Linked DNA regions of Mus musculus: all the other regions are linked to region 1. A link is a loop called in an ENCODE intact Hi-C map of the cell type or tissue named here. Cell type or tissue: left cerebral cortex. All regions are shown on one strand. Region 1 has its middle 11 kb from the start of Pou3f2. Region 2 overlaps Gm27243 (a long non-coding RNA gene). Region 3 has its middle 5.8 kb from the start of Gm42260. Region 4 has its middle 110 kb from the start of Gm42260. Region 5 has its middle 86 kb from the start of Gm31085. Region 6 overlaps Gm27243 (a long non-coding RNA gene). Region 7 holds the start of Fbxl4 (F-box and leucine-rich repeat protein 4).

Region 1 (4,000 bases):
CGTCCAAGTGGTTTGGTCATCACCAAGAGCGCTGGATGATGCTGACACGGAGTTCCATCTGTTCCCCCCGGGGATGGGAGTTAGAGTGGACAGGTCCCCTGATCTAGGCTTTCCACATAAGGAGAGAAGAGTCTATCTGGCTCAGCACACCTACCACAAGCATGTGGAGGATTCAGGACCCACTGGCTAAACCTCTAACAGGAGAAAAGCCTTCATTCACTTTTGCCCTAGAATGCTGGCATAGAAGCTTGTGCAGATCCCTCTTGGCCACCCACAACCATTCCAGGGACCAACAAAAGGCCTTGCTCAAGACTTTTCTCAGCCACTTGCAACCAGCACAAAAACCTTCTGGCTCCTGGGACTGTGCTGCCAGGAGGGAAGAACTGTCTCAGACCACCGTCTCTCTTTCCCAGTGGCAGCAGGGACTTCTCCCCTTTGCTCCATACAGGGGTCCCTGGGGAGCAGGGCCTGGTTCCTGAGTAGAACAGTACCTCCCAAGGCTCCCCGTTTAGAACACAGTAGGCTGAGGGCTCCTGTGTGATCCAAACCCAGAGAGCAGAGTGTGACCCATCAGCAGTGTCCACAGTGTTTAAGCTGTTGTTGCGGTCAGTGCTGCTGCTTGCATTGGGTTGGTTTTGCGTGTATAAACCCAGAGTTCTTTTCATAACTGATTCAGGCTGCAATAAAAGATACCAGAGAAGTGTGCAGTTAAAGTTAAGTTGGCTGGCATAAAGAAATGGAATGGTTTGCAGAGTAGCAAGCTAGTTCTCCCTAGAATAATAATAGAGTAGCCACATTTGTTACAGTTACTAGAGTCCGGCGCTGGTGGTTCTAATAATGGTGTTAACCACAACCTCAAGCTTAGGCATTGTAAAAGCAAGTCTAGTGGATGGTGGTCTAAGTAGTCAGAATCAGTAGAGTGTCCCCATATATGAAAATTGAGATGGCTATCTCCACATTTCCTCCTCCTATGCCAGTAGATGCAAAGATGTGTAGCCTTATTTTTAGGTTGAAGGGATTTCTTGCTGGGCCCTCACAGCAGAGGCCTCACTAGAGTTTGAAATGACCACTTTCTATATGAGACTTCCATTTTATTTTGTGCTTCCATGTATGTTATATAAATGCTACTGGAAAATTTAAAGAAGCGCTATTATGCACAGCCTGCACATGAAGAAATGGATTTGGAAGTACCACAGGGCTTCTCAGATGTTTGTTGGCTGATAACTATGGGGAGGGGGAAGGGGTGGAGGAGGGCTGAGGTGCTGTCGCTCAAGCCTATCCAATCCAGTAACCACAAGTTTGAGCTGCCTGCAGTTCCTGTGTATGCATGTCCCCTCCTGACGTGACCTGGGGTAAAGGCAGAGTAAGTGGTGAAAACGGCACACAGTGTGGGAAACGGACTAACTTACTGGCTCCGAAGGAAGCAGACTGAGAGCTCTTTTAGGAATTTGGGAAGTGGATGTTTTCCCCCACTTCAACGGTTCTTTCACAAATGTGTCTCTGTTCAAGCGAACGCCTTAAATAAAATCACCTTTAAACTCGAAACTGAACAAGCCTTCTGTATAAAAAGATGTTCGAGGTCAAATTTTGACTTGGTTAAAATGCTACATTCGTCATTAACCGTGGCTTCCAACTTGATTCTCTGCTTTTGATTCCTACGAGAAGCTGAGAGTTCTCTGATGCACGTAATACTTGATTTTGACAGATAAGTTTGTAGGAGCAAAATATTGGGGTACATCTCTTCCTTCTCATCTTTGTTGCGGTAACTTTTAGTATAAAATGTTCTGTCCTCTCCAGTGAAACTTCAAACCTCTGCTAAGGAGCCCAGACTGGACATTTGGAAACCTTTGTATGAGTCATGCGCGTGGGGTCACCTTCATAACCTTTTCTAGGAGGAATGAGGCCAAGCATGCAGAGAGAGTGGGGAGAAGCACATTCCAGTCTGAAACTCAACTTTTGAACGGATCAGACTGTAAAATCACGAGTAGTTGCAAGTGGATGCCACTTTGGGGCGCCAAAGTTCCATTCGGCTAAAGGCTGCAATCTTGGGGTGAGAGCAGATGTACTGGGGAGGGGGTCTAGGGTGTCCTTTATTCTCCTGTTAAACTATCCTGGGAGACTTTGTTTCATAACAAGTCTGGACATGGGGGAAGAAGACTTTGTTAGAGAGGCCAAAGGAGGGTGTTGGGGGGTGGGGGGGGAGGTAAACTTACAACTGAGGAAAATCTCTTGTGAACTGACTTGGGAGCAAACGGGCCTCTTTGCTTTAGAAAGTCTCCGGTTTCTCAGAGGCCCTTGACCTCTTTTAAAGGAGGCTTATATTTGGGCAGGGTCTTCACTTCCCACTCCCACCCCACCCCCACCTAGACTAGCGACCTTGTTCATTCTGCGGTCCCCCGCGCCCCTTGATGCCTTCTCCCACGTCCGGAGGTCGCTGCTTCCAGGAAACCTGGCTCTCTCCTCCTCCTCAGGGCCACCGCGGGGTTGCGCGTCTCCTCCTGCAGCCCGCGAGGACTCTTCAGCTGGGATAAAGGGCGGCCTCCCCCGCCTGCAGGAGCCCTGGATGCTCAGCCGTCAGCTGCCGGGAGGCGCTGATTTCGTTCCCGCGCGGCCGTCGCTGCCAGGGGGGGGGGGGGGGGAGGCGGAGGGCCGCTGGTAGGGGGTGGGGGGACTGGGGCCCAAGGGCGGGCGGAGCGGGAGGCGGCAGCCTTGGCCAGCAGAAGCTGAGCTGCTGCCCGCCAGTGTTTATTACATCTCAGCCACCCTCAAAGGTTAGGAACGCGCATTTAGAGACACGATAATCCGAGTTTAAATATTAAAAGTAAAATCAGAACCAGTGGAGTATTTACCCAGAGACTGAGCAGACCTCCTTCTGCCAGGGGAGAGGACTTTGAGGAGCCGGCCGCGGGCATCAGCACTTCTTTGCCCCATTGGCACATTCAGGGCAGCAGGGACACTCTTGGGCTGCTTCCCCCGCTGTGGTGAGAGGAGAGAGCCTCAGACTCCTAGCTCTCCCAAGAAGATCGTAGCCTTGCGAGTTCGGTCCAAATCTTTTGCTTTGTCAGATTCTCCTTTTTAAGGGCTTACGGAACTAACACAAAAGGTGGCGAAAAGTGCATTGGATCAATAGCAAAGATTGTTATTTAGATAACGAATTAATCTCCCTGTTATAATACTTTTTTATAGTGAACTTTGTACCCCTTCCCTAAGAAAAAGGAATTTAAAGGGAAAAAAAGAGTCTCAAACAGGATTAAGGTTTTAATTACAACACCCTATCGAAATAGTATGTTTGATGAGCTGATCTTATCAATTTAATAGTCACGTTAAAGCTTCGGAAGTAGATGCACGGGAAATATGCTTAAGGGAGTCTTTTAAAAGTAAATCGCGCCTAAGAAACTGGAAGGCCAGCAGGTCAGAGTCGCTGCATCCAAGAAGGTTTAGGATCCGCATGCCCTACTCGGTCCGTGGGTCCGAGACCCGGGTGCGCATCTGGGATAGGGGACTGGGCCTGGCCTTGGGAGAACACTGAGCTTGAAGGAGGAAACCAACAAATAGGAGAGCTGCCTCTTCCAAGCCGAGGCCCACATCAAAGTTGGGGCCCCATAAGGGCGGTGCAGTTCACTGGGTTTGGGTCAGCCTTATATTCGAGGGGCAAATAAAGTAATTTGAGCATGCATCAATAGTTTTCCATAAAATACGAGCTAAAAGAAGTAATAGAAGTAATCACTGTCTCCTCAAATCAAGTAGAAAACATTTCAATGCACTAATTAGAGTAATTAGAATAATAAGCCTCTGCCTATATGTGGTAAGACAATGTGTACAAACAACTTTATTTAATGTATACTGGTAATCAGCGATGCGTGCCTGCTTGAATGCTTAGCGCAATAAAACTACCCTCCGTCCGCCCAAACAATCAAATACAAATTAGTTTAATGATTGTGCCTGCTGAATGTCTTAGAAATCCACAGGCAGAGGCGAGTAAATAGAAGCATCCCTGTTT
Region 2 (4,000 bases), 1.7 Mb after region 1:
CACTCCTGCACTCAGGAGGCAGAGGTAGGTGACCTCTGAGCTCAATGCCAACCTGGTCTACAGAGCTAGTTATAGCCAGGGCTACAAAGTGAAACTCTGTCTCAAAAACACCAGTCCAAATACTGATGGTGATGAATCCTAGGAAGTGATGTGTGCAAACAAGTCCCTGCCATGCAGAAGAGCACAGCCTAATTTACGATGAAAGAGGGAAAAGGCCTAGATCTTGATTTTTTTTTAAAGACCTGGTTTCAAATCGTCCCTCTGCACTCAGCAGTTCTGAAGCAAGCATCCTTTACTTCCATGAGCACTGTTGAATTAAAACGTTCTACCATCCATAAGCTATAAACTCTTTGCAACCATAGCTCTCACACAAAACGTTCTTCATTTCATGTGTGTCATACTACCATGAATATTCAGTAACTCCTTTAAAAGTATCCATATTGATTGACATTCAACACAAAGATTGCCCACTATAAACCCTATGAAACAAGTTAATAATCTCACACATATACTGATCTGATTTCCTTATATTGGCATAATACATTTTGCATAGAAAATTTAGTAATTATTGTTAAATGTGACCCCTCTCCCTGGCAGTTTCCTCTATAAACCGTGGATATCATTAAGCTGCATTGTAACCAATTCACATCCATAAATTCAGCTGTCCTGTTAACCACCGTAAGGCCTACGTGGTTCTAACAGGAAGATATAAGAAGGCTGGCCACTATATTAAAATGGCTCCATTTCATTTAGATTGCAAAACGGCTGGCTTCTTTGAAACACTATCGTTTAAAATTCCAAAGGAATAACATTGATATATTTCTTATAAGTGTTTCATAATCAAAAATCCATTAACATATGTTGGAGGATTTAAATTTGCAATGGCAATAGAAAGCAAATATTTGTAATAATTTTGTATTTGATATATATTACCTTATTGAGCCAGAAAACTTCCTTATCATTAATCCAAGAGTATCTTGGAAGTCAGAGCAACCTCTTCAGTGGTTAATACGGAGAGGGAAGTTATGCCTGAGTCTTGATCATGACCGTGGGATACAGAGGAAACTTCCAGAAAAGAGGCCACATTTAACAATAATTATTAAATGTAATAATCAAAAATTTATCATGGCGATATAAGGATCAGTATTAGTGTGATTGTCAACCATTTTCAGAGGTTCTGTGAAGGATTGTTCAAGTAACAAGGAAAACAGCAAATTATATCATAATCAGGATTTAAAAAGCACAAGAACATTGATCACTTTATGAATGACAAAAAAATCTAATCAGAGAAGGAAAATAGTACACAGATTTTCCTAAAAGAAAAAAAAAAGCTGTTATGCCTAAGTCTATACTACACGGTAAGCCATGGTACATTTTATGTATCCACTGCCTTTAAATTCTTCTGGACTGACTCTTCCTAAGTAAAATAAAAAAGTACTGGCAAAAGGTTTGATTTTTATGTTACCTTATACTCAAGCCAGAATATGTTTAAGAACATAGCCACCGGTTAGAATGAAAGACATAATATACTGGTAAACGCTGACTCTTTAAGATGTGTTCGCCAATACTGAAGCTTCTCACCAAAAGTAGAAATTAACCCCATTTAATAAAAGAAGATCTGGATATTCGTAAAACTGAGTTGATGTTCACTCTTCCAGAAGAATCAGTTACTGGGTCAGAAATACAATCAAATGTCAGGTTGAAAGTCCACATTGTATGCCTTACACTGCACGGTACCCACTGCCGCACAGCGCCACCTGGCAGCAGGTTGAGGAACTGTGAGCAGGCAGCTCAGAGTACAATCACCTGCAGGCTGACTAAAAGACCTCAACAGGCACAGACTTCGTTTTCTTCATTTAAAAATGGGCACACTCGCGCACCACCTCTGAAAAGGTAAGCTGTTTATCGCTTTATTTTGGTTTGAGTGTTTTTTGTGGGTTTTTTTTTTTTTTTTGCTGTTTTTACTTTTTAAACATTTCAATTTAGAGCTTTGAATTTTTAAACACCATCTGCAGTGACTGAGCTCAGCTAATGATGATAAATGAAGCTTTGGTTTTCAATAAAAAAGTTTGTCCTGTGTTTTCAAGATTTTCGCGAATTGATTTACAAAGAAAAGCTCGGTGTTCACTGGAGTGTCACCGTTTGATGCTTGAAAAGGTATAGCAAACACAAAAGACTAAGAACGCCTCATCTGCTTGAACCATTCCTACTTTTCCTTGCAAGGTACCCACACATACTTCCAGTGTCGTTAGTGTCTAAGGCGTGGCTTATACACATTAATCCAAACAACATCAGTCTCAGCCTTGTGATTTTCTCTTCATCGTGATTTACTTCCGCTGAAGCAAGGGGAGACACGTACAAACGAAGATCTTCAACAGTGACCAGTCTTTCAATCTAACACAAAAAAAAAAAGTTTCATCCTTTGACAAGGGAATTTTGGCATCTGTTTTTCCCTACTCCTAAACAATGATCATTTGCTTCCCTGACGTCTTTATAGTTGCACATTAAAGACGGTAAAAACAGGGACAGCGTTAATTAATGGTAGTTGTCACCTGATTTCCAGTATTACTAATAACCAACAAATCAGCACTAAGCCCAACACTCACTCGTTCACATTCACACTCAGCCTCCCGCTCTGGTTAATAAGTTGCTGACTTTGACATGTCTCTGAATCCTGGTATAGTTGCCCTTGACCAATCATAAAGGAAGGAGCATTTGATGTCTCCCTAACTTGTGAAACAATTGGCACTTAAATATATAAGAGAAGGCTAAGCTGTTCACTCCATGCTTTCTAGTTTTTCCTGCAGTACCTCATAATGAAAATATACCATAGGACCAATCAAAACCCTCATAGCTTATGGGTATCTGAAGGCTTTCAGAACTGTTTGCTCTATAAAGGTTACAAAATGGAGGCACAACGAATTTGAGTGACATCATGCATTCAGATACTTCTCACATTTTCATTTAAATTTCATACAGTAGTTCTTAAAACATAGGGATACGATGTTAGAGGTCAATCTAGATTAAATCACTCCTGTTGATTATCTTCCCTTCTTTCTCCAAATCTCAGGATTTGAACAATGGTCCCCATCTGTCCTCTTCACATTGGTGGAGATTCTTCCTAGGGAATGCTGAGGGTGACTTAGTTAGCGTTTTACTGCTGTGACCAGACACCATGACCAAGTCAAGTCTTATAAAGGGCATTTAATTGGGGCTAGCTTACAGGTTCAGAGGTTCAGAGTCCATTATCATTAAGGCAGGAACATGGGCAGCATCCAGGCAGGCATGGTGCAGGAGGACCTGAGAGTTCTACATGTTCATCTGAAGGCTATTGTGGGAGACAGACTTCCAGGCAGCTAGGGTGAGAGTCTTAAGCCCACACCCACAATGACACACCTACTCCAACAAAGCCACACATCCTAATAGTGCCACTCCCTGGGCCAAGCGTATACAAACCATTACAGTGACCCTGAGGAAGTGAGAGACAGGCTTATTCAGAATCTCTGTAACTTCATGCTCACATTTATTCTAAGTGACCAGCGTGTCACACAAAAATCATAGCTTCCAGTGTGACCCTTAAAGAGAGCTCAAAGCAAAAAAGCTCCATATTCACAGATGATCACAGTTGAAAAAATATGCTTTGGATTATACAGGTCTGCCGGTCTCTGCTGGGCCATCATTGTTTAATATTATCATAGGCAGAATAGACACACACATATAGAACCAATATGTGGGACTCATACTGAAGAACATTTACACCCTACTTCCTATTCTCTTGGTTTACCTCTTTGCTACAGCTTCTACTGTAAGACCCAGTTGCTTTCACAATTGAACTCCAGACCCTACAGCTCAGGGCCACTGTGTTCCTGTACCAAAACATACTGCATAATTTATAGTGTCTAGTAGAAATAAAAAAAAAAAGAAACCAAGAGATGTTTTGTTCACAAATAATTATAGATTTCAAAGAGTAAGAACACAAAGTTAAACCAAGCATTACAAC
Region 3 (4,000 bases), 460 kb before region 1:
ATTTTTCAATTAGATGCATGTTTAGGAAGAACAGTAACTTTTATTAGCTTATTTTGTGTTGCTGTAGCATAATAACAAATGCTAGGTAACTTATAAGGATAGTTTGAATCTAGTGGCTGTTGGGATCAGTTGGAAACTCAGTAGTCGGATGCTGAAACTCTAGTGAAGACCTCCTAGCTGTCTAGCAACATGGCAGAAATCATAAAGAGGAGCAGCCATCCATAGGGCCAGCCAACTATGCTGGGTGGCCTCACATTGACATAAGGAGAATCCCAGCCCATTCTCTTATTAATCCATCATGGAGGCCAAGCCCCATGACCTAGTCACTTTTCACTAATACCCACTGCTTGACGGTTCTACCTAAATACCATTTTACTTGGGGACTAAGCTTCTAGCACATGACTCTTTAGGGGAAAAAGAATCCCACAGGACAAGTACTGAATAGTTTATATAAAATAAACAACCATTTGTTTATAAGAGACCATATATTACCCATATGCAGATGGACCTTGAGTTATGGTTCAATCTACCATTTTTCAACGTTGTACTGGTATGAAAGTGATGTGCATTTTATTGAAATCATATTTTGAATTTTTAATGTTGATCTTTTTCTGGAGTATTACTATGTAGACAATACTCTCTCAAGATGTATTGTCCAATACAGTAGCCACACTTGCCTCCTGAATACTTAAAATGTAACTCCAGCAAGGGAGGCATTTTGAAATACAAATGAAAAAAGATAAACATGGCTAGTGGCTTCCATATTGAACAATGACATTCTAGAATACAAGGGCTAGATGAATGTCCTGGTAGGGACAGATACGATCAGGTGTGACTTTCATGAATTCTGCATTAGAAGAATTATTAATATGAAGCCATCCCTATGCAATGCCAGAATAGTTAACCAAGTTAAAAAAATAAACCAGTCAAATTTTACATTCAGTAGATTTAGAATCAAATGGTCGTGGAAGCAGTCTTTTCTGTTGTGAACGTACTAGTGGGATCAGAGAGGATGCTATGTTAAGAGCCCCTGTGCCCCGCATATATTTTGATATATCAATACAAAGCAATAGTAAATAAGATACTGTTTTATGAAGGTTCTTCTCTTCCCTTAGATTATTCACATATGTGGTTGCATTTTTGTAAGATTTCTGACATTTCATTTACATTTTAAGAATGTAATAACTTAAAAAAATATCTGTTCGCGTTCATTTGCCTGTCACTAGTTAAGTTGCAAATGATGTGGGAGCTAACAGGGGAATCTTAAATCTTTCATTAGCACAGGCTGATCTCTCGAGGGGCTGTCACTTGCACCTTGGATATATTCCAAGTCCAGGAGGATCTTTTTCGACATTCCTAAAGACAAAACCAATTCTCGGAGCTCCTCACAGGTCTATTCTCTTGAGAACCGAACTTGGGTTATAGCGGAAAGGGAGCACACCATCTGTTCCCAGCTTAGACCTGCCTCCCCGCTATTCCTTGGAGCCCAGGTTGGTTTCACAGTTGATCTGGTCCAAGATTTCATTATGGCTCCACCCCCTGCCCTCTGTACCCCCCCCCCACGTCCCGCTCCCCGGAAAGAAGTACCCCAGGGAACAGTCTGTAGTCTTTCTCCTTTCTTACACCAGAGCTTGTTAGGCGAGTTAGGCAGGGAGTCCAAACCCAGGTTGGTGCTCTAGGATAAGTGAAAGAAACTAAGACCAGATTTTGTCTTCCCTCTTCCCTTCTGTCTTCCTGAGGCTAAGGGTACAGTGTAGATGCTCTTGGGCTGCTTCTAACTTAGACGGAACTAGCCTGATTCCAAGAGTCAGTGGTGTGAATGTGAGCAGCAGGAGGTACTGTTTTCTGGTTCTTCGCAGCAGTGGACTCTCTTAGTACACATCTTCTGAGAAGCATCAGGATAGGACCCTATGCTACCACAAGAGGGCAGCAAATGATTTGCAATCTGGTTTTGTTTCCTTTAAAAAATCATTTTGCTTTGCTTCCAGAGAGCTTCTATTTAGTCAAGAAATAAAAATTTGCTCCTGATGGGAGGGATGGGACCTGGGTCTCATTTCCCCGCACATTCTTGTTAGCACAGCTTATCACTGGAGCGTGGCAAGTGTGGGATGGTGGTCTCCCAGCCCAGAGATGAGTGGAGATGGTGCCTCTTTGTATGCTCAGCTTTTGAGGTCAGGGTTTATTCCCAGAGAAAGGAAGGCTTTTACACTGCATCTGGTAGAACAAAATACATCTTATTGTTTTAACACCCGTTGTTCCTAAAGATCCTTCATACCACACTGCTTACCAAATTATTAGATGCTAATCAGTTGACAATTTACTTACCTAGGAGGCTGAAGAGGGTATCGTGTTGGAAGAGTCTTTTCCTTGTTGGTCGTAGGGTTGAATGTTGTCCTGTGACTGAGTATATATCATCACTACTGTGTCCTGGTCGTGGAAGGCACAGACAGGCTGAGGTTGAATTATGAGTTTGGCCCTTCTGTGACATCCTTTCATTTCCCATCTCTATGCCCTTCTGTCTCATGGGAGGGTCCTTCTATAGTCTCCAAATTCAAACCAATGAATATTTATTAGGTACTTCTACAGGAAAATCATTGGGTACACGCCTTAAGGGACATAAAATAATACCCACAATAACTTATGTATTAGATATGTGTGCTTAGTTGATTTGCTGACATTTCATTATCCCCAAACAATCCTATAAACTAGGCATTATTTCAGATATACAAATGGAGACATAGAGGCTGTGGGCTGTTAAACAGTTGTCACTTAGCTTGTCAACAGGAGGAATAGGACCTTGAATGCAGATCTCACTGACTATAGACCCCTAGTCACACTGCTATGTTCTTGGAATGGCACTTAGTACCAAATATCTTCTAAGTTAATACAGTGGCTGTCTGACATGGGTGCATAGATCAAGTATCTAGGGAGCTTTTAAATTCCCATGTCAGCATCCTAGCCAACGAGGTAGGTGTGTGTGTGTGTGTGTATGTGTGTGTGTGTGTGTGTGTGTATTTGAGAGGGAGGAAAATGGAATTCCAGGTATTGGCATTTTGTAAAGATTTCCATGTGATATGGAATCAGGGCTAAAAGCCCCGCTTTGGTGGATGGAAAAGGGTGCAGTATATGAAGCCCAGACATGAAAAGAAAGAGAGAAGTGTGTTTGCGTGTTTTGGGATTGCTTGTTTGTTAGTGTCGTTTGGCCTACCCTAGCACGTAGGTGACTATTCCTGTAGAGGTTGTTCACATGCATGTAGTAGTACCCTCATCTGATAACAGTTATACATTGCTAATTGCTGTCTGTCTTTATGTACCACTTTTTAGTTTATCCACTTATATTATCCCTGTTATTATTATTACAATTATATGCTAACCATATAAATGGGTTCATTGTCCATCTCAGCACAACTTAGAGTTCGAACTTACCTTGCTGTTAAGCTTAAAGATGGTAGGTTCTAAGATGCATTTTATATATGGTAAGAGACAAAGGAAAACACTACTAATTAACTAGAAATCATCCTAAGTTATGATTTTGCAGAGATAGTGAAAATAAAACCAACCCACATGTCTTAAAGCTAATGAGCACAGTGCTGTTGTTCCTGATGATCGAAAAGGAAGTGGGCTCAGAAAGCCTCAAGTCGTGTGTTCGCATTGCTCAATTAGGAAGAACAAAGTACGAGAATTTACCACGACAATACCATTTTTCATAATTATAATTTTAAATGAAAATATTAAATTTCATATAGATATACCCTAATTACTTTAATTGCTCCCCTAATTTTAGTTGATCTTATTGTGATGTGTGCTTTGTGTGTGTTTATGTGTCTATGTATGATGTATGCATATGTGTGTGTGTGGCCTGTGCACATGCCAGAGGAGGACATCTGGCATATTTTATCACTCCATTTCATTCCCTGAGACAGTGCCTCTCTCTATAGCTAGGATGGTGACCAGCAAGCCTGAGTGGCACTTCCGTCTCTGCTTTGTTCTCCCTATGCTG
Region 4 (4,000 bases), 340 kb before region 1:
CCCAGTTTTACCTCATAGGGAGACAGATAAAGGCAAAACAGATGAAGTTTTGCCTCATCCACGTGCCTGCACTCATGGTGAATACACACACTCTTCAGTGCAGTGTATGGAGTCTCGAAACTTGTGGCTTCAGAACCTTTGCTGTGACTCTGTCTGAACTGCAAGGTCACTAAACATTCAAGACGGGTAGACATATACATGCATGTGTCCATAGATGTATGCACACAGAGCTGAGTTTAAAGGGAAGTGTCTATCCCTGATGCTTTAAACAAGAGAAGACCAGACAGGGGAGAGGGCAAGTTGTAGACAGTTATCTTTTGTCAAATTCCTGAGTTTACTGATGTCTGATCCCTATGGTGGTCTTACTTGCTCTTAAAAGAAATGTTGACGGTAAAGTTAGCACTTGCCTTCTCATTGGCCCTCCCCTTCCTTTTCTTTGAGATGATGTAAACTGCCACCATCCCAGAACTCTAATCTCTGTTGCCCCGTGGAGAGTAGGTCTGGCCATTGCTGGCGGGTGCCCATTAGCAGATGGACAGTTTTATAACTGACAGCGTTGCTTCGAGTTCACTCTGCCCAGTTAAGACCCAGCCTTGGATTTAATGAGTGGATGTGCGGTTGTGTTAGTAACGTACCATCTTCCCAGAAACTAGATGGACTTTAAGTGGAGTGCTAAGGTTTTTGGAGCTGTCCCGAAGCCAAGGACAACAAAGGAGCTTGTAATGCACGAAGTTCTATTAATCGGTTACAGCTGTTTTCCAACAATACGGAGAGCACTGCCACACTGCTCATTATAACCTGTCTTCAGTACTATTGCCTGACAAGTTCAAGGCTAGGGGCAAGGTCCATTTAAAGAAAGCAAACTAGAACCTGGCAGATCAGCGCTTCTTACAGGCTATTTGATTATTGTCATGGAGTCTTAGCTATGACTGCTCTGTGATAAGGATGCAGCCAGATGAATTCTCATCAATTTCATTGAGTTTGTACTTAATTTCATAACTTACTGTGTTTTAAAATTGGGAAAACTGGTATGAAAATTTCCATAAGTCTAAAAAAGTTAGAGTATCCAAATAAAGTTAAGCAGTTAAATAAACTAAACCCAGAAATAGATGTTTATTTCTGAATCTACATTGGTTTAGATTATATGGTGTGACTCTAGAGTTCAGCAAGTTGCTGCAGTTTGCTTGGCTTTTCCTTGGACTTGAGGAAACACCTTTGTAGCAGAGGACATTGGTGCTCTTATTATGTCCTAATAACAGGTGTATTGAGCTTGTGAATATGGCTTAGTGATCAGTAGTCTCACCTTGGTTTGTAGTGGGGGTTAGTCAATGCTTTCAAGTATGTAGTGTGTGTGTGTGTGTGTGTGTGTGTGTGAGAGAGAGAGAGAGAGAGAGAGAATAACTGCATTATTCATTGATTTGAAGTCAATTAATTTGAAATCCAGCTTAGATTTTTCATAAATCCTACTCTTCTTTTTTTCAATCCCATAGTCCCTGGCATGAATGGTGACCCTATGATGAAATCTTGTCTAGATTGCTCAGAGTGGTCATCTCTGCAGTCGTGCTCTTTAGAGCTAAGATAAAATAGAAGGTGAGGCGAGTCCCTTGTGATTGTATCCAGCTTGCCCCCAGTGATAGGCACCTGTTTTCCTTTTTCTTTTCTTTCTGGCCAGCAGGGGGTAGTCTGACATCAGCATTGCTTACAAAAGGCTTGGCTGTAGTCTCTCAGCTGTCTTGTACTGAAGGAAGAGCTCTCCAAACCAGGACAGGTCTGGCTACTGTGATGAATCAGACCTGCCTTTCAAACACAGTGCTCAGTGATATCAGCACAAATGCAATTGTTCCTTGGCTTTAAACTGCAGCTAGCTGCTGATGAAAGAAAGAAAGATAGCATGTAGTCTCTTGCACAAGTGCCACACGCTTGGACAGTCTCATATTTGTTTCTTCTTCCTGGTTTCATGTAGGTGTAAGGCCGAGTCAAAGTCTGTCCCTTCTCCTGCCTCTGTGTCTCCATTGCTGAACCATTGCCCTTGGCAGGTTGTCTTTAGGAATGGGGAGACTGGCCACATCTCCCTTCTTGGACCACATCTCCAATTACAAATGAAGATTTCTAACACGCAACAGTTCTTAGGTATGAAGAATGATAAGAATATGCAGAGAGAAAGCATGCACCAGGAGAGTGGAACTGTGTAGGCCTGGGTCGGAAGGTTTTTTTGGGGGGTGGGGTGGGGTGGGGGGGGGGAGAACAGAAGTGTTCTAGAGGCGGCCATTGGTTCTTACTGTGAGCGCTGAAGCAGAACGTCCCTGAAGGGCCTCCACCGTGCCTTCTTTTAGCTTTCTCAGTAGAGTGAGCAGGACCTGGACTCTCAGTTGTCTCTGCAACCATCAATGGAGTTAGGGTAGTAAGCAGAGGAGGTCTGTGTATCCAGTCGCCACCACACCCAGCGCTCCTCCTCTGTGACTGCTTGAGTTAGAGTAGCTAAAACCCCAGACAATACAGAGAACACTGGATAACAACATTGTAAAGGCGAAGAATCAGATTTAAACTAGTCTGTATGATCTGTTGTAAGGCAGCATTTCTTCTACCTGGAGTCAGGGAAGAGAAGACTCAGTTTAGGTGGGAAGAAAGCTACACATCCAGTTTTATATTTTACAGTTATGGAAAGCTTGTCTCCACCCTCGGTTTTAAAGAAACTTTTAGTTTCTTCATCACACTGCGAGGACTTTGTAACACTTGGAGAGAGCTGAGATGATAACACTTATTAAAGAGATGATATAGCACTGCTTGCAGCCTAACTGCAAAGATGAAGGAGACACAGCGAATGTGACTATTAATATATCCCCCTTACTCCCGCAAATGTCCCAGTTCAGGTAATAAATAATATGGCCACTACGCGTGTTGTATAATAAGCTCTAAATGTTTACAAATTGATTAAATTTGGGAATTCCTCCTTGTTAATATTTCAGTGTGCCTTTCCCTCTGAGTCGCATGAAGCTTCGTTTAATGTCGCCAGCTCACTTTTTAAATTTTTTTTCCCCTTTCTGCTCTGATAAAAAATTTATCATTTCAGGAAGTCTCCTGTTTCCTTTTAGGACCAATCCCTGTTTCTGTCTCCTTCTGGGATACTGTCTCCAGTTCAGAGAGATGATTCTGTGATCAAGTTTGGGTTTGCATACTTCTGAAAGAATGAGGGTCTTCACATCACAAGCCTGCCCTTTTGTTGTGGGGCTGATTTGTTTTATGTCACCCCAATCTGTGCTTTAGTGCCTCAGTTCTTCTATTTATTAAATGGGGCTATCCCTGCCTAAAAACCGCCTTGTGGGAATGTGACAGGGGGGAAAATGTAGCTGGGTTTTGTAAAGTGCTTTGAAGTTTCCAGATGAAAGATGTTGCCACAATTCAAAGCATTAACTAGAGAAATATGCCAAATAATTTTACATATGTATATTGCTTTCAGTCGATAGCACGCGCTCCTGGAAAAAGAGAAGTCACTCTTCCTGATAGTCCTCACATCAGTAACTTGAGGAACCGGTTCTGCATAGCCATGCCTGAGTGAAGAGCTCGGAGTGTACCAGTCGGAGGGCCTTCTTTTTTTCACCACCTGCAAATCAAGGAAGCAGGACACATTTTCTCAGGGCACAGTGAGGCAGCAGCCTCTGACAGAAAGACAGCTGCCTAAAGGCCCTGCCTGGGATGCACATGATTTCATTTGCATTTTGATTTCTGTGATTCAACTGACAGCGCAGGTTGTCTCTGCCAGATATCCCTGGCCTACCAAGGGACCCCAGGTAGAACTGCCCAGAGCAGGCTGACTCATGAGGACTGCCACAGCAGCCCCACAACTGCATCCCCCAAACATTTAGGAATAAAAAAAAAATCTGTTGTTCTTTGGTCGCCAGGACTTAACAAGCCTAATCCCTGGGAGAGGCGATAAAAATTCATTAATCTAATTAAATACTTCTTATTGCCAAAGTGACTTTGTAGAGTAGCTTTGCTGAAG
Region 5 (4,000 bases), 1.1 Mb after region 1:
ACTCTCAGAGTGAACAAATTAGCCATTTTCTACAGTAAAGGATGAGCATTAATGAACTACTTTGAGCCAACAAAAACTGTTCCAGGACCTCTGGAATGTGTACTTATTCTCAAAAACTTCCTCCACTCCCATTCCATTCTGTCCAGTGGGCTGTCTGTGTGATCTGTAGGTTATACTGTTCTCAGGCCTGAAAGATTTACAATGGGCACTTTATGTCTGTAATTTAAATGGAAGAAAGACCATGAGGAGAGAGAGAGACAGAGACACAAACACAAAGAGAGACACTGAGAAAGACAGAGACAGAAAGAAACAGAGACAAAGAGACAGAGACAAAGAGACAGAGACAAAGAGACAGAGACAAAGAGACAGTGAGAAAGAGAGACAGACACAAACAGAGAGATCTAGTGATACAAAATATCATTTATCCTTCTACTAGATGAGTAATGGGGAAGAGATTCTGAAAAGCTGTTCAGGATGCCTGTCAACAATGGCAAAATTATGAGTTACTGGCCTCTTCTGAAAGAGATGCTTAAGCATAAGAGAAATAATAAAACTGGCCTAAATACTTGGCAGACAGAATTTATTCTCTCCACATACAATTTTGCATGCAAGAAAATATATAAAATTGTGTTTCCAACTAAGATTAAATTAGCATTTAGGAAATATGTGGTTACAACTTCTGTACAACAAAACACTATTTTTTGTAGATGCCACAGGGTTAGAAATCAGTAAGTGGATTTAAATTAAATAGGGTTTGGTATCTTGCAAGTTCATGCTCCCATTAACTGATTCCTGTGCTTGAATTTAACTCCAGTCTGAAGATCCTCTTTGTTGAACCTATTTCACCCGCTTTGTGATGGGAACAATAAGAGCAGAGGGAAGAGATATGTGAAGAAAAGTAACAACAGCTCACTTAATCAGGGATCATGTGGCCTCCTGTTTCCCCTGAGTGCCTTCTGCCCTTGCATAGATCTTGGCACACATTGATGTTTCAGTGTCAATGTAGTGAATGTGGTGGGCATGGTGCTAGAGTTAACAGCAGCTGTATACCAGTTCCACATAGTAACTGCTTGATGCACACCAGAAACCACAGGGAAAACTACAAAATTAGGCTCTCTGCGACTATTATTACTCTGATTTTCTACAAAGGGTTAAAACAGCTTTGATCATTCAAATCATGCCTATGTTCCACATGGGATTTCCTAAGGAAGAAAGGGAATTCTTTAGCTTCTTCCCTTGGGTAAACTCTGCAACTTGGACATGACATTCTAGGCAGCTTCTCAGAAGGTAGTGCAGTGCACATAATATGAAAAGTGTCTCTCTGAGATGCAAAAAGCACACACTTTGCAGCAGATACGAAATATGTATACGTATATTAACAGAATATGTGTATTCATAGAATATGTATATGAATTTAAAATGATAACAATTAATGATTAATTTTGTTTATATAGTCTCTATACATACAGTACATTTCCTGGAGAAAATTAGATTAAGTGGCAATTTGGCATCCCATAGAACAAACATCTGGCTGGTTGACTGGAATTGCATTTATGAATCAGCAGATTTATCAGCAAGTTACAGGCACAATCAGAGGTCAATTTTATGACATGCTCTGAGGGTGTTTGCTCTTCATCTTAAAACCTAGGCAAATGGCCAAGTGTTTGAGAGGTTACACTGATGTAGTCATAACTCTGTCCAGTGAATATATCATGTAAATACTAATGAGGAAGATCATAGAAACACTAATCGGCGCCATATTCACAGTCTGCAGAGTATTTCACAATGTGGTATGGCAGAAATTCTCATCCAAACCCCTGGTAAACAAGGAGAGAGTTTCAATTTCATAGTTGAAGAAACAGAGGCCCAGAGAACTTTTTAAAACATAAACTTGAAGAAAGGTCGTCTGAGTGAAATTCAGGTGTTCATTTCAACTATGGATAGGGTGATACTAAATAAAAGAAAGATGTCTTTGGAGTAGGCCATGTTAAGAAAATGAAAGGTAGACCCTCACAATTTAGAGTTTGCTATCGCTCAGTTGCTGTGTAGGTTTGACTGACACAATATATAGAAATGCACGTTTGACCCAGAAGTGGGAGAACTGAAAAAAAAAAAAGTAAGAAAGAAAGAAAGAAAAAAAAAGCAAGCAAGCAAGCAAGCAGGAAAGAAAGATACTCTCAAAATCCAGAATTCAATATAAGCCAGTTTTAGATGGAAAAAACAAATATACTGCGTAAATATCCACTTTTGCATTCTGCATGTAGCTGTGCTACGAGTACTGGCCAGTATTCAGATGTGTTGTAGAATGTGTTGGTATATCTGGTTTTCTTAGTCACCATGATGTTCATAGTTCACATCCCAATGTGCTTCTAAGTTCAGTTAGACTCTTTAGGATGATATACAAACAGAAGATGCTGGAGCAATGAAGAACACCGTCACTGACCCATCGTATGCTCTGGTTAGGAAATGGTCTTGAGTCTTCATCACATCTGAAATTAGAAATAAAAGTCCTAATTTTAATATTTGAAAAAGAAGGTGAGCCATATGTTTATTTCAATGAGTTTATGAATATGCCATCTTCATTTTTTTAAAAAAAATTTCTGAAATATACAACATGTGCAAGCCATGAGCGATATTTTGGATGTTCTATGAATTCCAGACTGAATCCGAATATATTTTTCCCTAAAACTCAATTTAGAACGAAGGAAATCTCAGTTTAGAAAATTGAGGAAAGCAACTTCCCATGTGTGTGCCTGAAAATATTTAACCCCATGTTCAGCAGAGGTAACAAGGGAATGCTGAGAGCTAGAAACACCACAAAGCATGCTCTGTTACATAGGACCCCTTCTTAATTCCAGACAGTTTTATGGTTCAAGAATAAAACAAAGAACACGCGAACAAGCGGAGATTAATGCAGGAAAGGCGGCTCTTCCCCAGACGTTCTGCTGTTTTATCCCACTGTCTGGAAAAAAATGAATAGAGGGTCCCGAAACTAACGGTGGTTTTGCATATCTCTTCATTAGGAAGTGTATTTGTAAAACAAGCTCCAAATTCTTGCTCTTCACAATTCCTGGCCGCAGGGTAATATTCTTCAGTGCCACAGTTTTCAATGCATATGAGTCAGAGGATCATTTCTTACCCGGAGCACAGGACAGAGCTAAGACACAGCTGAAACCAGCCCTCCCACAGGCTCCCCTCCAACAACAGCAGCGGCTCATTATCAGAAGCATTTGCAGAGGGCGGTGCAAGCACAAAAAATCAATCTGATTGCCGGTGTAGCTCTGCAAAATCTTTCCCAGGGAGGAAAAAAAAAAAAGTCAGAATAAGAAGAGGAGCAGGGAGGGTGGGAGCAAGCAGAAATGGGGACATAAACCCTCATAGGTCCATAAGGACTGAAGTTTAATGGCTGAGTGCTTGTTTTGAACTGTGACCTGAGGTTTGGCTGGGCACTAACAGTGGCATGCCTCATCAGCCACTGTCATAGCCACCCCAGGGTACACTTCCAGCAGGGAGTCAGCTCCATATCCTGAATTCTCAACTACCAGATACCCACTGCCTCCTCTGCACGCACTGCTGAGACCCTGCAGAGAAATCAGCATGCAGCCCAAGGAAGCTTCCTTTCCTCTGGAATAAAAATTAATATTACTTGTCATATTTCATGTCTGAGCTCTTTTCATGCTTTATCCTCTGGTAATGAGGGCTAAATTACCAATATTAGTAGATTTTCATGGCTAGCACAGAAATTGCTGTTACCAGAATAAATGTTTGCCTTGCTTCTGTTGGACACAGGCTTTGCTAATGCAGCTTTGCTAATTATTTCTAAATAGGCAATAATCTGCATCCCCTAGTGCTGGATACTGGATTGGCCACGTACCTGCTATTTCCCTTATTTACATGTTTTACAACTTTATCAACTACACTAATTACACTCTGAGCACTGTTTAAAATTTTCTGTTAATAGAGATACAATGATTCACCAGAGGATGTGTATTTATGCCAT
Region 6 (4,000 bases), 1.8 Mb after region 1:
AGTGGTGAGCACATTCTTTCTCATTCAGAAGGATAACAACCAATAAACTCAAACCAAAGAGTGTTGGATAGAAAGTTGAACTTCAAAATGCTGCTTTTTCTCTCTCTCTTTTTCTGACTTTCTCTTTTGTGAGATACTTTCATGTGCCTAGATTAGCTTCCAACTATGGACTCACAGTTGGCCTTGGACTTTTAAACCTTTGCCTGAACCACACAACTATGAAGTGCTTTTAAATTTCAAATTCAAAGAGTGTTTGTTTGTTTTTAGCCAGTGCAGATTTTAAAGTTCTCTTACCTGAACCAAAATGCTCTATTGAGCAATGCAAACATATCAAACTAAAATCCAAAGTAAATATAATTTTAATGTAAAAATATATTTTATGCATTTCAGTGCCAACTTTATTCATGTAATTTATTTCACCAGGATAGAACTGAGCGTTTTAATGAATGAAAAGGAGAATTTTATTATACCCAGGGAAATGTATGATTACATCTGCTTACAATGTTTTATGCCCTTCCTCTGAGCACCTTACACCTAATTTGGAGAGGAAATCAACCATTTTACAAAAAGTTTTACTTACAAATCCAATAATTCACTGCATAAGTAGCAAAATTTAGGAATGTGCCTCAATGTTGATGTCTTTATTCCAGATCTGAAACAGTCAAAATAATTTCAGAGAAACTACTGCTTAAAATATTTCTTATCTAATACTACCTCATAACTTTTATTTAAATATTATTAGATAGCATCAACTTATATGATATCATTTAACCAAAATGAACATGAATGCTCTAACACTCTAATGTAACCACAGCCCTTGGACTCAGAAACACATCTGACAGCGAACACTGTCAACAATCTGTTCAGAAAAGCTTCTGCCTGGTTTTTCTGCAGACCAGCGACAGAGCCAGGAACAGGTTAATGAAATGCCTGAGTGGAGTGAAAACCAAATTGGAAGAAGTGGTAATTCAGGCAACTAAACCTCTGAAGGTCTATAGGAAGAATAAAGCTAATCTTATTTCATTTTACTTAACGTACTCACAATATCACTCCATAAATACTATTCTGTTTCCATAAAGAAATTGTCTTAGAACTATTGTTTATTAAAAGTTCCACTACTATATGGATGACTTTAAAAAAAAATTCCCCGACCCTGTGCTATGTCAAAATACTCAGCAATTTTACATTCATGGCCTAAAATTTTAATTTAAATTCCCTTCATTTCCTCACAAATCAGGTTGTGTGCTATGTAAAGGGAACATGTAAATATCACACCCTTGAACTTTTGTACAAGTACTTCCCTTAAAAATAATCCATATAAACCACAAGCAATTCTAAAAGTGGACCTACAGAGACCAGACTTACAGCTAAGAGCATTTTGTTTCAGAATTTCTTTAGTAATTCAATCACTAGCTCAGATGTTTAGCTTTGCAGATTAATAATGAACTGTGAAATTTTAAACTCCCGTTCTAAAATTAGTCTGGACCTGTATATCCAAGAGCCTACATTTCAGTATATGGTAGAAAAATAAAATCTATCATTTATAATTCTAAATGTACAAATAGCCACATGAGGATTCATAGCTAAAAACATGAATTCTGATAAAGAAAAGATGAATAAGAATTCTGCAGTATTTAACTTAGTATGAAGAAAAATACAAAGTATTAGAAAGTCAAGCCAAACATCAAAATGACCAATTCTGATTCTACAGAAATATAATCCCTGCATTATTTAAAATATGCTATCATTTTAGATAGAGCCAACACTCTCCCTAAAAGTATGTTCTTTTCCTTTGTGAGTAGAATCCTGGGTTAAATCCATGAAGTCTGTGCAGCGCTGCCTTCCCCTTTTATTGAAAGTGTTAATGTATAAGAAAGTGTGCTGTGCCCGTCACCCTTTCATCTACTTCACTACGTGGGATCTGTTTGCTGAGGTCTGGAGTGGTGAGGCACACGTATCATTTCTGTGCCTCTTAAAACCTTCAAATAGCATCAACTCAGATGTAAATGTGTTTCTTGAGCAATAGCTTGCAAATGTGTCTTTTCCTCTTTGCATGGTGAGGTAGAAGTGTTTCAATCCTCGAAAAATCTACAAGTGAGATTTATCTTCATTGTGCCAGATTTCTTGCCAACCTTCAGAGATTCAGATTTTTATCATGGAGTTTGTAGAACATTTTAATGTGGTCGAATGTAATGTTAACGGGGCCTGGTTAGCGAAAGGGGGACCCTGCCATTTACCCTGGTTATTCTTATTTTGTTAATACTGGGGATTTGAAAGCAAGCTAAGCACGTTCTCTACCACTGAGTTACATTCCCAGCTCTTGTCTTTATTTTTGTATTAAGTAATCATGCTGCTTGAAGCCTAAGGTGTTTATTTTTAAAAATGGAAGCTAGGAGGTGGAGATCATTGAAGAAGGTGGGATATTTTAACATAGTCCACATAAATAACCATTTTGGAAATTATTATCTTACAACTGTACGGCTAAACACCTCAGATTAATAAGCAAATGCATATGATGCAAAGCGTCGTGCACAGCCACAGTTACAGTCGCCTCTGACAGCTACACTGTAGCAGGCACTGAGCTCCTATAAAGGGCTATTCAGTTTCCAGAATCTCTACCCCGAATTCTAAAGTGAAGCCAAAGATCATCTACCTGCACGTATAAACCTAACTCAAATTCTAAGAAAGAGTTCGAGGTCACTTCTACCTGTAAGCCATCATTTGAAGTGGATTTTTCAGCTTTGAAAAGGAAACAGACTTTGAAATACTGTTTTCACTTGCATCATTTCAAACCATGGTCATGCTAGGTTTGCGAAGTGAAAAGCCACAGTAAAGAATGAAATGCCTGACTCACCTGACTTTCTTTGCCTCTAGTATTTGATCTTTGAACCTCTCAGAAATTGATTTTGAAGAAAAAAATAACAATGTAATTCTGAAGTCTTTGTTGTACAGTAAACTTTTTAAATTCGGGTTTTTGAGCAATCAATCTGGTTATAATTTCTATTCCTACCATGATTGACATACTTAAAGCTATTGTCACTAAATATCACATCACAAGAATAATCTCCATTATTCAAAACTGGCACAAACTGATTTTTCACATATAAAGCCTCCATTTTTACAATTGAGTTAAAACCAACACACACACACACACAAATGGCTTAAGTCTCCCTGTTACAAGTGATAATGGTGTTGGGATGAACAGCTGGTCGGAAGGAAATGGGTGGTTGTTTTTTAATGCAGGTAACAACTGCAAGCCCACAAAGGAAGCCAAAAAATTTCTAACACACCAAGGAGGGAATAAAAGGAAATGTAGTATGATAACCTAGGACCAAGTACTGGTTAGTTAAATGTTACCAGTTACGTTTTTGAAGATATAAGTCTCGAATCTCTTGAAGCATCCTGCATTGTCTCTCTCTCAGCATCATCAAAAAGGTTATGTGAGACAATCAATACATGGTTACCTCCTTTAACATGTCACCACACAGCTTCCTAATCAATGCATTCCTTTCTTTCTGTCATTCTAAACAGCATTTAAGAAAGATTATTTTAAGTCTACATTATAGTCACATTACGGTTTATAAGAATCAGCAGCACTTCACTTAACCGTCAGAGAGGAGACCAACAGCCATTCTCCAGGTAGATTTATGTGGCTAGGTAGCCAAAGGGATTTGAGGTTCTATTTCTGCCAGATTTGTCATGTTTTACATGTCATGTGGGGTTTTTTATCCTAAAACCCTGTTAATACATTTTCTAGAACATTCTCATATTCTTTGTACAGATCACTCTTCTAAAATCAAACAGGAAGGCAGCAACTCTAAGCAGCTTTTAGAACCCAGGGAAATAGTCCAGATTCAGAGTACATAAATGGGTTTTAAGCCATGTTGGTTTGTTGGTTTCCTCATTACTAGAAAATAGTTTATAACTATTTTATTAACAATATTATAACATTATTAACAATGTATCTAATAGTTTTGCTCTCTCTCTCTCTCTATATATA
Region 7 (4,000 bases), 120 kb before region 1:
GTGAATAAAAGACTAAATGAAGGTCTTTGCTTAAAAACACACACTTCATTTTAGAATGAGTAACTTCTGTAGTTTAAATGGAGTTTGAGTTCTTTATACGCATTAACTGAAGTCTTATCAGAAAATATAAAAGGGTCAGGTTTTTTATTTTTAATAAATTAGCATGATTTAAACACAGATTTTATTTTAGAATAAATATTCAGATTTACAAAAACTCTGTGATGAACAGATTGAGATGACAGACAAGCTGACCTCACAGCTGCCCTTGGTGTTAAAGAGATGGAATGCTCTTCCTGCTGGCCTTGAACTCACTGACATCTGCCTGCCTCTGCCCCCCAATGGCTGGGATTAAAGACATGCTCCACCACACCCAGTTCTAACCCTCTCCTTTTAGAACCTAGCTCACCAGATAGTGTCACAGTTAAGAATGGAAGATGGAAATTGAGTTTGAAGTTTTTGATTAAAATTTCACTTTTGTGTAGATTACACAGCATAGCATAATTGTTTCACTTCATGTGGTGGTCTGGATGAGATACTTTTATATGCTGGGGCCTTTCAATATGTGGTTCCTAGTTGGTCTGTTTGGGGAGGTGGAGGAGGTATGGCTTTGCTGATGGAAGTCAGTCATTGGGCCTGGCTTTGACAGATCAAAGACTTACCTGTTTCGAGTTGGTTCTTTGTACTTCGTTGTTTGCAGTTGGAGATGTGAGCTCTTAGTTGTTTGTGCCACCATACCTGGTGCTTGCTGCAGTGCTCCGGGTATGTAAGTGATTCTTAACCATCTGGAATCCCAAGTCTCATTGTTTTGGCTGTGATGTTTTGTTACAGCGATGGAAAAGAAAGTAACATAAAATTAACAAGTATTCTTTCTATTTTGCTTCTTCAAGAGAAAATTGGAAATCATGAGTGGTTCAGCATATTATTGAGTTTCCCATAAATAGGGCTGGAGAGACAGCTCTTTCAGAGACCCTGTTTGGTTCCCAGAATCCACTTCTGACAGCTCACAAATGCCTGTAATTTCAGCTCCAGGATATCTGATCTCTTCTGCCTTCAATGGCACCTGAACACATGTGTGCGCATGAACAGCACACACACACACACACACACACACACACAGATTAATAAAAAATTAAAATAAATCTTAAAGTTTTTTTTTATTAATGGAAACCTTGTGGAAAGACAGATGTAACGACAACTGAAGAAAGGTTCATTTGAAAAGAAATGGAGACTTAAGGGAGACCCGTGACAGCATCTTCATCACAGGTGGTCAGGTGAATATGCGCCTGCAGGGAAGGTTTGTTTCTGAGGGCTGAAGAATTTGTATATTAATTGGTGGATTGTGCCTGCTGAGAACTTTTACTGCTCTAGAAGTTCTCTTTCTAGTGCTCCTGTGCTGAAGTGCTTTTTTGCATAATACTTGGGTTGAGTCACCAAGTCCGAAGAAGCTCCAGCAGAACTACATTACTTCTGGAGGGCTATCTTTGGCAGGATGAGTAGCGTAAAGGTTCTGCAACCCGCTGCCAGTCCCCGAGCAAACAGGCCATTTCTAAAGCACCACTGGCCTGGCTAATCAGCTCAAACAACCAGGGCAATCCGGCAGCAGCCAGCCCGACCCTGGCCCCGCCCTTCGCCAGGCCCCGCCCCGCCTCCGGCCCCGCCCCGCCTCCCGGCCTCGGTCTTCCTTCCGGGTCGCGCTGGGCCGGGCCCGCCGCCGCGGCAGCAGCACGGGATACTGGGAGCCGTCTCCTGCTGCCCACGCTGCGGGCTTGCGGCGAAGCTCTGTTCGCCCAGTTCCGGACCCTGCAGGGTACGGCGCTTTCTTCCTTCCTCCCTCTTCAAGGTCTCGACGTTCCCCCCTCGGCGTGGGCGGGGCCGGGCGCGCGCCACTCTGGGGAGCGCGGGGCGGAGGCTCTGGGCCCACGCGTGCCTATGGTGCTGCGCCGCTGTGCTGGCGGAGACCGGACGTGGGTGCCGCCGCCTCCTGTCGCGGCTCTCTTGGGCCTGGCACGCTCACGGCGAGCTGCGGACGCTGGGCCTGCAGGCTGCGCAGCCCTGACTTCCCTCTCACGCGGGAAGGTTTCTGTCCAGGCAGGCTCGAGCCAGGAGATGCCAGGCTGCAGCCTTCTTTCCATCGTCTGGGGTGGGCCCAGCCACTTGTCAACTATGTTTGGCGATGGGGTTGGTTCTGCATTTCATCGGCTTCCCAAGTGCTCTTAGTCCCAGAGCTGTCAGCAGTCAGTTCTACTTGTAATCCACAAAGGGTCAGGAAGTTAGCTGGCTGTGGCCCACTGGTCTGCTCTGTTGGGAGCCACCTGCTCCCTCTGCTTCCTGCGCACACTCTGAGGAGATCCTAAGGCAGGCACACTGCTTATCTTGCCCACTCTCTCGTCCTACACGATTAATGAGTACAGGGTCCCTCGCACTCCTCTGTCTTGGAGTAAGTCTTGGGTGGAAGTGAAGTCTCATCTAGTGGCGCTAAGAATTAGACAGTCTTGAGTAGTCATTGAATTCCATTATTTCCAGACTTGCGTACCAATTTGAAAAATTCCTGTCCCACGTTTTGGCTCTTTTGAACCCTATTCCGTCTTTGTTTTCAAAGTCAGAGAGGTCAGGGCCTAAGACCTGGTTGTTTGTGGTCCTGTTGCTGCTGTCTTACAGTGTTGTTTACAGCTGATGTTTTGCTTTCAAATATGGTCGTCGAATCTTTACCAAGCCACTGCCCAGTCTTCTCAGCTTGGAAGCGTTACTATTTGCCGTCTTCGCTGTTCTAAGTTTGGAGTCCTCTTGGGTCTTTCATAATATGGATTGTGACTAACCCCCACCCCCCTCCGTGCACGTGCCCCATGGTTTGTTGTCTTACTCAACTTTGGTGTGAGATAAATAATGCTGTGCCTTCTTGGTTATTACTGGCCAATGACTTCATCCCAATTTGTCGAGTTCTGTTCTTTTTCTTCCTGTCAAGTGCTGGTATATGGTGAACACTTGGCGCCCGTGTATTCTTGAGACCTTCTGAACTGCTAGCAGTGACCTACTTCCTGTGGTAATGCCATGCTGCTCTTGTTTCTCCAGCTTTACAGTGTGTGGCGATTCAAACCTTGTCTGACATATCATGAACATCAGTGGATATTTTTGTAATGAACATTTAGTTGAGGGCAGGTTGGATTCCTTTTGTGTTTGAGTGTTGAGGTAGAGCTCTCAATGTAGCCTTGGCTGGGCTCTCTTAGAGGTCTTGTTGGCCCTGGCCCCTGAGAGATGGGGCTAAAGGTATGAAGAACTGCACTGAGTTGAATTCCCTTGTGTCTCGCCCCTCCCTCTAAAATGCCTTGCCAGTTTTTGAAATTTGTAAATTTGCCTTTCCTTTGGTCAGGTGAATTAATGGCCAAATTCTTAAATAAGCTGTCTTTTTGCTCACCCCGTTTACCCTGTCGAGTTGTTCCACATAGAAACTGATTCCCAGTCGCACGTCTGTTGACTTGGGATCTTCTCTTCGTGTGTGCAGTGTCCTGTTGGCCGTTATCAGTGATAACATAACAACATTCTATACCTGCTTTCAGCCCAGGCAAGCTCAATGCTCAAGCTCTCAGATATCCCTTTGAGTTTCACCATTCCAACAAGGTATCACAAACAGAATCAAATTCCTGTGCTGATGTAGTAGATGTGTAAATAATAATCACTGCTTAGTACTTTGCTCTTTCCAGATAGAAATGTGTATACGTGTGTTTCATATAGTGTGTGGTATAGCTTTCTGCAGCTTCTACTTAGTAGTCATCACTGGTGAATGTGTCTTTACATAGATGCACATGCCATCTTACCTTTCAAAGGCTTTTTTGGCTCATTATTTTAGGAGCAACCTAATACTGAGCCAATTCTCTCTTAGTATTTAGAACACTACACATTTATTTCTATTGTATGTGAAATTACTAGGCCATTTCTGCATGTGAATAGCTGTTTCTTATTTCTTATGTCTCTTTGCTTGGTGTCAGTTAGTCTTAGTTTGAAG

Evidence for each region. Hi-C counts contacts between places; a loop is a spot of excess contacts. Peaks named below come from ENCODE experiments on the same cell type or tissue, not always from the same donor. Only the 100,000 strongest peaks of a DNase experiment are listed, where the experiment ranks them.
Region 2: it touches region 1 in a loop (11-fold over the local background); 15 of 42 quality-filtered maps call a loop at or near these places.
Region 3: a loop joins it to region 1, with 4 times the contacts of the local background. A loop is called at or near these places in 7 of 42 quality-filtered maps.
Region 4: it touches region 1 in a loop (3-fold over the local background); 13 of 42 quality-filtered maps call a loop at or near these places.
Region 5: a loop joins it to region 1, with 4 times the contacts of the local background. A loop is called at or near these places in 6 of 42 quality-filtered maps.
Region 6: a loop joins it to region 1, with 9 times the contacts of the local background. A loop is called at or near these places in 5 of 42 quality-filtered maps.
Region 7: it touches region 1 in a loop (2.9-fold over the local background); 2 of 42 quality-filtered maps call a loop at or near these places.

Annotation. Positions count from the first base shown.
Region 1 is chr4:22,475,141-22,479,140 of GRCm38, forward strand. No RefSeq gene overlaps it. Among named protein-coding and RNA genes, the nearest start is that of Pou3f2, 11 kb to the right of the region's middle. In left cerebral cortex, a CTCF peak has its summit at 1,996; a DNase peak (open chromatin) is centred at 1,992; H3K4me3 peaks cover 2,014 bases; H3K27ac peaks cover 1,860 bases.
Region 2 is chr4:24,152,858-24,156,857 of GRCm38, forward strand. All of the region lies in intron 1 of Gm27243 (a long non-coding RNA gene), which reads right to left. Among named protein-coding and RNA genes, the nearest start is that of Gm27243, 280 kb to the right of the region's middle. In left cerebral cortex, a CTCF peak has its summit at 1,765; a DNase peak (open chromatin) is centred at 1,764.
Region 3 is chr4:22,016,193-22,020,192 of GRCm38, forward strand. No RefSeq gene overlaps it. Among named protein-coding and RNA genes, the nearest start is that of Gm42260, 5.8 kb to the right of the region's middle. In left cerebral cortex, a CTCF peak has its summit at 1,922 (motif pointing right); DNase peaks (open chromatin) are centred at 1,456 and 1,916.
Region 4 is chr4:22,130,193-22,134,192 of GRCm38, forward strand. No RefSeq gene overlaps it. Among named protein-coding and RNA genes, the nearest start is that of Gm42260, 110 kb to the left of the region's middle. In left cerebral cortex, a CTCF peak has its summit at 1,676 (motif pointing right); a DNase peak (open chromatin) is centred at 1,699.
Region 5 is chr4:23,598,618-23,602,617 of GRCm38, forward strand. No RefSeq gene overlaps it. Among named protein-coding and RNA genes, the nearest start is that of Gm31085, 86 kb to the left of the region's middle. In left cerebral cortex, no CTCF peak of the experiment used is centred here; DNase peaks (open chromatin) are centred at 2,401, 2,820, 3,189, 3,535 and 1 more place; H3K4me3 peaks cover 511 bases.
Region 6 is chr4:24,239,972-24,243,971 of GRCm38, forward strand. All of the region lies in intron 1 of Gm27243 (a long non-coding RNA gene), which reads right to left. Among named protein-coding and RNA genes, the nearest start is that of Gm27243, 190 kb to the right of the region's middle. In left cerebral cortex, no CTCF peak of the experiment used is centred here; DNase peaks (open chromatin) are centred at 2,069, 2,620 and 3,625; H3K4me3 peaks cover 344 bases; H3K27ac peaks cover 1,312 bases.
Region 7 is chr4:22,355,875-22,359,874 of GRCm38, forward strand. It overlaps Fbxl4 (F-box and leucine-rich repeat protein 4), which reads left to right and starts at 1,669. Exons shown (of 9, transcript NM_172988.4): 1 at 1,669-1,807. In left cerebral cortex, no CTCF peak of the experiment used is centred here; DNase peaks (open chromatin) are centred at 1,732, 1,879 and 2,757; H3K4me3 peaks cover 1,578 bases; H3K27ac peaks cover 1,483 bases.